Regions from separate parts of the Homo sapiens genome. Here region 2 is linked to region 1. Evidence: chromatin contacts called from ENCODE Hi-C data. All regions are on one chromosome and are shown on one strand. The core of a region is the stretch at or near the end of the contact, and the rest is flanking DNA. Distances in the headings are between cores, read along the strand shown. Region 1 has its middle 79 kb from the start of LINC02154. Region 2 overlaps LOC124905248 (a long non-coding RNA gene).

Region 1 (3,825 bases), core at 249-2,748:
ATTCACATCAGGGACACAAGAAATCAGATTCTCCCTGGGATAGGGGCACATGTCCTCTGATGATTCCTAGGGGCACTGCAAGCCGAACTTATTAAAAATTGAATTTACTTCTTCACCCTTTACCCCCAAACCGTCACTGGCTTCCTCATGCTGGTTAACTGCGTCAAAAGCCATCTCATTTTTAAGCTGTCCATCTTTTTATCATTCTTGATTCTTTATCCATGTCCCTCCCCACTCCTCTCTCAACTATAATCAGTCCCTAAAATATTGACTTTGTGTTTGTTTGTTTTCTCAAAGCATCCTCTTTCCTTCTCTCATAAAGTTGTCTTGGTCCAGGACCTCCAGATTCTTGACTTTACTTCAAGAACTTTCTAAGGCATCTCTCAGCCTCCAGCCTCTTCCCACTTCCAACTTACTTTTCACCCTACTGCATGATAATTCTTCTAAAATGCAGATCGGTAGCTTTCCTTTGCCTTCAGTGTGAAGTCCAAACCTTTTGGCATGGCATGCAAAACACTGCCTTTCTCTCCTCTTCCATGATCTCCCAACCTCCACCATGCATACTTTGCTAAACTTGAGCTACTTAGTGTTTCTTGCAATGGCCAGAGCATTCTCTTCTCTTCTCTCCTTTCTTCTCTCCTCTCCTTTCCTTCTCTTCTTCTCTTTCTCTCTCTCAACTTTTTATATCATAATCCTTAAGAATGCCCATTTCTCTTTCTTTGCCCTCTGGGATAATTTCTGCCCTTTCTCCAAGGCTCACTTCTAGAGTTCCCTCCACTGGGAAAGTCCTCTATCCTACTGCCTCTACTTACTCCGTGCTATTGAGTGTTCTTCCTTGGTGTTTCTATCACACCTTATAAGTAACCTCAATAACAGTTCCTTTCAGGTTTAGTAATAATTATTAATTTCTCCACTAGATTGTGAGATTCTTTAGAGTAGAAACTTTTTACATTATGTCTGCATTCATAGTAAATAAGTCTTAGCACATAGAAAACAGTAAAAATAAAAGTGTGGCATTGAGATAAATTGAATTGAGTTAATTAAAAACAGTATTCCTTCCAGCTCTCAATTCTGGAGGGTTACGTCAGTTTTCAGTTCATCAGAAATGGTCACTTCTTTGTTTAAATGGAAATTTAACAAAATAGTGTCTAGTTGATGTTGACCTGAATCAGAATATGAAAAGTGTTTTTTTTGTTTTTTGTTTTTTTTTTTTTTTACAGGTATTTTGGCTTGTGGTTGTAATTTGGCACCAAAATTGGTTTCAGTATGTTTAATGACATCCGAGTATGGAAACCACACTGTCATCTGGCATGGGACAATTGGGGCTAAGGTAGAAGCAGTTATACAAATGAGACCCTGATTTGTTCTCTTCTTCTCTCATCTTTCTTACTTCCATTGTCATAGGAGTTCTTTGTTCCTACCAGATTGAAATAGGAATGCTACTTTTTTTTTTTTTTTTTTCAAGTGGATGGTGTTAATATAGCTCTGGGGAAAAAACAGTGTCACAAAAAGCACTGGAAATGATCTCACCAACCAACCATCCATATGACCTGTATTCTGGGCTATGTTCCAGTAATGGAAATAAGTTTGCTTTGTTCCGGATGCATTTCCTCACCCAGGATCCTTTGTCAGCTCTCCTTCCCCATACATCCCACAGTGGTTATTACAGACTTATTGTTCTGGTGCTACTGCACCTCCAGAGTCACCCAGTGGCCAAGGGCACTGGCTTCAGGGGAAGTATAAACTCAGGTTTGCACCCAGTTGCTGCTCTACTCTCTAGTTGTTGATGAATGACTGAACCTCGGTCGTCAGTTTTCTCATTTATGAGATGTGGATAATAACACCAACTCCATCGGGCTAGGTGAAGCCAATCCTATAAAGTTCTTCATCCAGCCAGTACCCTGCACATAGTAATTCTGTACCATCCATTTCCATTTTATATATAAAAGTCATATAGTTTCAATCAGATCGTTAGCTCCCCAAATCCACTTACGAACTGTTACTTTCAGGAAGTTATTTCTACAGCTGAATATTTCATTTATAAACTGACTTCATCCTGAGGGATTATTCTTGTCATCTGCCACCTAGAACCCCCTTCTTAGTCTCCTAAGGCAGCTGTAACAAAGTACCACAGACTAGGTGGCTTAGGACAACACAAATTTATTCTCTCACAGTTCTCGAGGATAGACATCTGAAGTCAAGGTGTCCTCAGAGCCATGCTCCCTCTAATACTCTGGGTAGAATCCTTTTGTGCCTCTACATAGCGTCTAGTGGTGGCCATCAATTGTTGGCATTTATTGGTTCACAGCCCTATCACTCCAGTCTCTACCTCTGCCTTCACATGACCACCTCCTCCCCATGTGTCCCTGTCTTCACATGGCATTTTCTTCTTTTTGTGGGGGACACCAGTCATATCAGGTTAGGGCTTACTCTAATGACTTCATCTTAACTCGATTACATCTATAGAGACACTATTTCCAAATAAAGTCGCATTCACAGGTTATAACTTCAGTGCTTTTAGATTATCTTTTTGAAGACACAATTCAACCCATAAAACCATTTAATGAAGAACTTGCTATCCCCAGCTATAGGAAGGGGTAATGGGAGATGAGCTTCAGGGACTATTCATCTGTAGAGTCCAGCCCTCTCACCCAAGGTCAAGTTCCTTCTTGAGGTGACCCACATTCAATGACAGATTAATGCAGGGATATAGAGGCCTGGCCATCTCTCCAACCTAGCGTAACTTTGAAGGGCCCTTCCAACTCCAAAGCCCTGTGGTGTCAGTGGAGGCTATTATTGTGCTTGGGTTGCAGGTTGACTTCTCTCTCTGCCTAGTCCTGCTTCTGTCCCTAAACATTCACAGGTATTGATCCCAACAAATGCCCTTGTAATAATCTCTAGCTCAAAGTCTACTTCCTGGAGAGGCAACCTGTGACAGTACTTGAAAGGAGAGAGTGCCTCCTGAAACATTTTATTCACCAGGGTTGCTACTTCCTGGGCACATAGTAAACAATCAATAAATCCTAACTGGACTTATTGGGTCACATTTCTCTGAGTAATTGGGCAGAATTGAGTACGGAATTTATTTGATAGTTGCCTGAGACATGAATGAATCCCCATGTAGATTGAATCCATGATGCATCACACATTCAAATGGACCACCCTTCATTTAGCCCAAGCTCCTTGTTGTCACAACCACCAACAAGACATTCTCTGTAGTCTTATGTGGCATGACAGTCAGATGCTCTCCGTACCTGATAATAAGATAATCACTCAGCATGAATTCAATATAACTGACCATAGAAATAACCAACCTAAAGCAATGGTTTGGAAATTGATGACTAAGAAGTTGAGAAACATACGTATTTCAATTCAGGGACCAGGTGCGGGGTCAGGAAAACATGGGGGCCCAAACACATTGAAAGTTACTTGCTCTGGGCAGGTATTTTTATAACAGAACTTAGCAAAAGGGAGCCTAAAGGGGGAGAAAGTCATTATGTCTTTAACACTAACCAGTAGGGGCAGGTATCTTTGGGCCCTTGGCAAACTCATCCCTATAGAGAAAGTGGAAACATCAATGGCACTGGTTATTAGTTCCAGATGACTCTCCTTGCTTTTCCTTCTTGCACTTCCAGGGAGTACATTGTGGTAACAGCTGACATGAGGACTGTGATCTACTTGGCAGGAGTAGTTCTCAGTGTTAAATGAAAAAGTTGAGATTCTGCTGTATGAACCAGTCTACTGTATGTTTGGTTAGCTTGGATCATCCTGAGAAAGTACTCAATTATGGGTGCCCTATCCTAGTTAGACAGTACTTTGGAACAT
Region 2 (4,024 bases), core at 1,037-3,536, 170 kb after region 1:
TGGGAAGGCCTCAGAATCATGACGGGAGGCAAAAGGCACTTCTTACATAGCGGCGGCAAGAGAAAAATGGGGAAGAAGCAAAAGCAGAAACCCCTGATAAACCCATGAATCTCCTGAAACTTATTCACTATCCCAAGAATAGCATGGAAAAGACGAGCCCCCATGATTCAATTACCTTTCCCTGGGTCCCTCTCACAACACATGGGAATTCTGGAAGATACAACTCAAGTTGAGATTTGGGTGGGGACCCAGCCAAACCATATCAGTCATTTACTCATTGTATGCCCTATGTAAATGAAGAGGCTATTTCCTGTCACAGCTGAAGTGTTTCCATTTGATTTAGTTCTAGGAAGTCCTTAGGTTCTCTGCCTTCAGGCCCTATTCTCCTGCCTCAGTGGTAGTCCCCAAAATAATATAGCTAATTACTATGCTGAAGCTACCCAGGATAACAACATGTTTTGAGGTGGGAAGGAAGACTGTGAGTAAGGTGCAAAAGTCTTCCATCAATGTTGGGGAGTTACCAGGAGGTCAGTAGGAGAGACAGAAGGTGGGACAGGGATGAAATGGCATGAGCTGGAAAGAGGTTTTTTGTTTTTAATAAGAGTTCTAATAATACCATAGAGAATGTTCAGGAAGAGGCAATGAAGAATAAGGGAAAATACTAATCGTGAAAAAATGAATGCAAACTTTATAATTTTCTAAAATGCCCATGGGCCTCCCCATGCCCCCACTGGAAAGTTAAGGCAATGTAAAACTGATCTATGAAAGGATTTGGAGTTGTTCCACAGAGCATTCAGAAGCTTTTTATTAATCATTTATTCCCCATCTCTGCCCTTCCTTCCTATGACCTCATGCTTTGTCTATTCTCCCAATAAGCATGTTTCTGAAATATATGTTTTCCATTCCAGGCTGACATTCATAATTCTAGTGCCTTCTAGTGCACAATTTGTTTCCCATTTCAGTCCACTTCTTTCAGCAAATAGATTTGCTTTCAGAAGAGCAGCCTTAAGGAACAGCTAGCATAATATATGGTCCATCAACTAGAGAGTGTATTTCTCAACAGCCCACTCATATTTCATAAATCACAGAGCAATTATTACAACTGATTTACTCAGAAAATTTCATTTTATTTTCAATTTAATTATTTTGATTGATAAAAGTAAGATGGTTAATGGCTCCTTTTCTTGGAACTCTTAAAACACAAGTATATAATATCTAGCTTTCTAAACTAGTGAAATTCATGGTACATTGCATTTGTGTTGTGAAAATCATCATTTTTGAAGCTAAATTAGCCTCTCTACCCACTGAGAGAAGGTGCTCAACTTGAAGAGCCTGTGGCAGAAATCTCAGCTAAAATAAATTTAGCCCCTCACTCTCTTTCCCAGTGAATCTGATATCTCTATCCAATACAACGTCTGCAATTTAAAACATGTACACAAAGATAATTGGAATTTTCAAAGAAGCAAGTAACTTATCAATGACTGGAGATGCCTGTTTAAATGTTCTCTCACCTTTATATCTTGCAGGAAGCTCTTGTTTGACCTTCTGAAAAAAATCTTGAAGTATCTATGAGAACAGCTATTATATGAAGCAGAGATTATAATAGATATGGAGTTTAAGTTGCAGAAAAAGAAGACTGAATTATTAAATGGGACATCAGAAAATAAAAGTCTTTCCTTTTATCTAGTTTGGAGGACCTAAAAAAATCAATAGGCAGAAATTTACATAATCCTTATTAGATTCCACGAGCTACAAATGTACTATTAGTACAGATTGATATGAAAGAAAGATTAGTTATGCTTATGGATAGGTAAGAAGAGACACTCTTGCAAAATGGTAGATTGAAACACCCACTGAATCTTCCTGGAAGTGTGTTGAAATCAGTTAAAGGGTTAATGACACAAATATGAGGATGATTTTGTAAGGGTATGATGAAGGGGGCAAACAGCCTAATCAAAAGAAAAAAGAAATAGCACATCATGCAAGGTTATCGACACTGTTCTCAGTAACCTCTTGCATCCCTGCTGGAAAGAAACTAGTAGGGTTAAGTCAAGAATTTCCTATTGTGAAAGGAAGAAGTGACCATTGATTTGTGCCTTGTCACTCAGGTTAACTGCCAAAGAACTTTGCTCATCCAGGGGTGCATAAATGAATGCCATGTGCTACCAAAAAAAAAAGTAATAAAGGATTAAATAAGGCCATGGAAAAATGAAGCAAACTGTCACCTGGCAGTGTCTCAAGCCTGCAAACTTGATATCCCCAACTGCATTCCAAAAGTAGGGTTCAGAGACCACAAGTGCTACAGGCATGGATGAGTTAATATTTATATCTAGGAAGAAAGGATTAGCATATGCCTTCCAAAGAATGTTTCAGCAAATGCATGCAGCTGCCTGGGCATTCGCAGTTGATTGAAATGACTCAGGGGTCAGGTTTTGGTGGCCAGGCCTGCTCCACCTTTACTGGAATGCATGAGTCATGTGTTAGTCGGCTGGGTGAGAAGACTACACTGGCTTTGCGCATTCTTATATTTCTCACAATCCAGACAAAGCAACCACATGACCAGATTCCAACAAGACTAACAGTCAGATAAGGAGGGAAAGTCATTGAAATAAACGAGAGAAGAGAAAACCTAAATGTGTTTTAAACTTCTAAAGCGAGAACTGAACAATAAACAGTTTTCTACAACAGGGCTTCTATAAGACCAGTAACTTCTATGCTCCCCAAAAAGTATTTATGAAACTATTTGAGTGGTTTTACATCTTGATTATTCTTCCACTTAAATATTGTCTTTAAATGACCTGCCTGGGTGCATGTCCAGAATGGAAATAGCAAAAGTTAGATGTCTTACAGTCCAAGCTCTACAAGTCCTAGCTATGTGACCATGTTGGTTATGATTAGACCAACTGCATTTGGTCTAATCCTAACCTCTGGGTGTTTTAATAAACTCTGATAGCCTCCAGGGATTATTAAAAAGTCCAGAGGTGAGGCCAGGCATGGTGGCTCACACCTGTAATCCCAGGACTTTGGAAGGCTGAGGCAGGCGGATCACTTGAGGTCAAGAGTTCGAGACCAGCCTGGCCAACATGGTGAAACCCCGCCTCTACTAAAAATACAAAAAAAAATTATCCTGGCATGGTGGCACACACCTGTAATCCCAGCTACTCGGGAGGCTGAGGCAGGAGAATTGCTTGAACCTTGGAGGCAGAGGTTGCAGTGAGCCAAGATCATGCCACTGCACTGTAGCCTCCTGGGTGACAGAGTGAGACTCAGTCTCCAAAAAAAAAAAAAAAAAGGGCCAGAGGTGGTCAGTCCAGGCCGATGTAGTACCTTAACAAAGTCACTGGGCAGTCAGAGTCCTTCTATCTGCTTCACCATTCTCATACATACATGGTTTGCATCCTCAGTGTCACAATATGGCTACTCTGGCTGCAGCCATCACATCTACATTCCAGGGAACAGGAAGGTAAAAGGGGTAAGGCAAGAAGAGGCACGTCCTATTCCTTTCTAAGGAGTCTTTCCGGAAGTGACACCCAATAGCTTTCATATTGGACAGAATTCAGTTATAATGCCATGCTTAGCTGGGAAATATACTCTTTTAGTTAGGCTGCCACCCTGAAAAATATCAGGACTCATTGACTAAAGATGTAAGGAAAAGTGAATATTAGGTAGGCAACAAGCAGTCTCAGCCAGAGTGACATTAAAGTCACCACCATCTTTGAGTCCATTGTCTGTTCATTTATAAAATGGATGTAAAATTTATAAAATGGATAGGCAATGCCTACTTGACATGATTGGTGAGGTGAAAAACACTATACAAATATTAGCTGATAACAGCCCCCAAAACCTAGCTTAGAATAATAGGTATCCAAGTGTACATTCAGTATTACCCCACTTTCTGGAAAAATCAAGTCCCTAGTCAGATAAGAGTTCAGAGACTCAGTTTTGCTTCACTACCTCATCCTAGTCCTACTACCTGGACATCTTCTCTTTTCCTTTCTTACAAATAACTTGAAGAAATAGCTCT

What was found. A loop is a pair of places that touch in the nucleus more often than their neighbours do. Pooled maps may share reads with other maps.
Region 2: a loop to region 1 is called in a map of PC-9, with 16 times the contacts of the local background. The contact joins two enhancer-like sites. A Hi-C loop is called at or near these places in 8 of 168 maps with a recorded cell type or tissue (Calu3, MCF 10A, PC-3 and 5 more) and 5 of 50 pooled maps.

What each region holds. Positions count from the first base shown.
Region 1 is chrX:13,222,778-13,226,602 of GRCh38, forward strand. No RefSeq gene overlaps it. Among named protein-coding and RNA genes, the nearest start is that of LINC02154, 79 kb to the right of the region's middle. Within about 2 kb of position 1,499, at least 2 of the 41 ENCODE cell types and tissues checked have a DNase peak (open chromatin) inside an H3K27ac peak, as active enhancers do; they include PC-3 and PC-9, where a contact is called at or near this core.
Region 2 is chrX:13,396,210-13,400,233 of GRCh38, forward strand. The region is part of intron 1 of LOC124905248 (a long non-coding RNA gene); the gene reads right to left. Among named protein-coding and RNA genes, the nearest start is that of LINC01203, 63 kb to the left of the region's middle. Within about 2 kb of position 2,287, at least 7 of the 41 ENCODE cell types and tissues checked have a DNase peak (open chromatin) inside an H3K27ac peak, as active enhancers do; they include PC-3 and PC-9, where a contact is called at or near this core.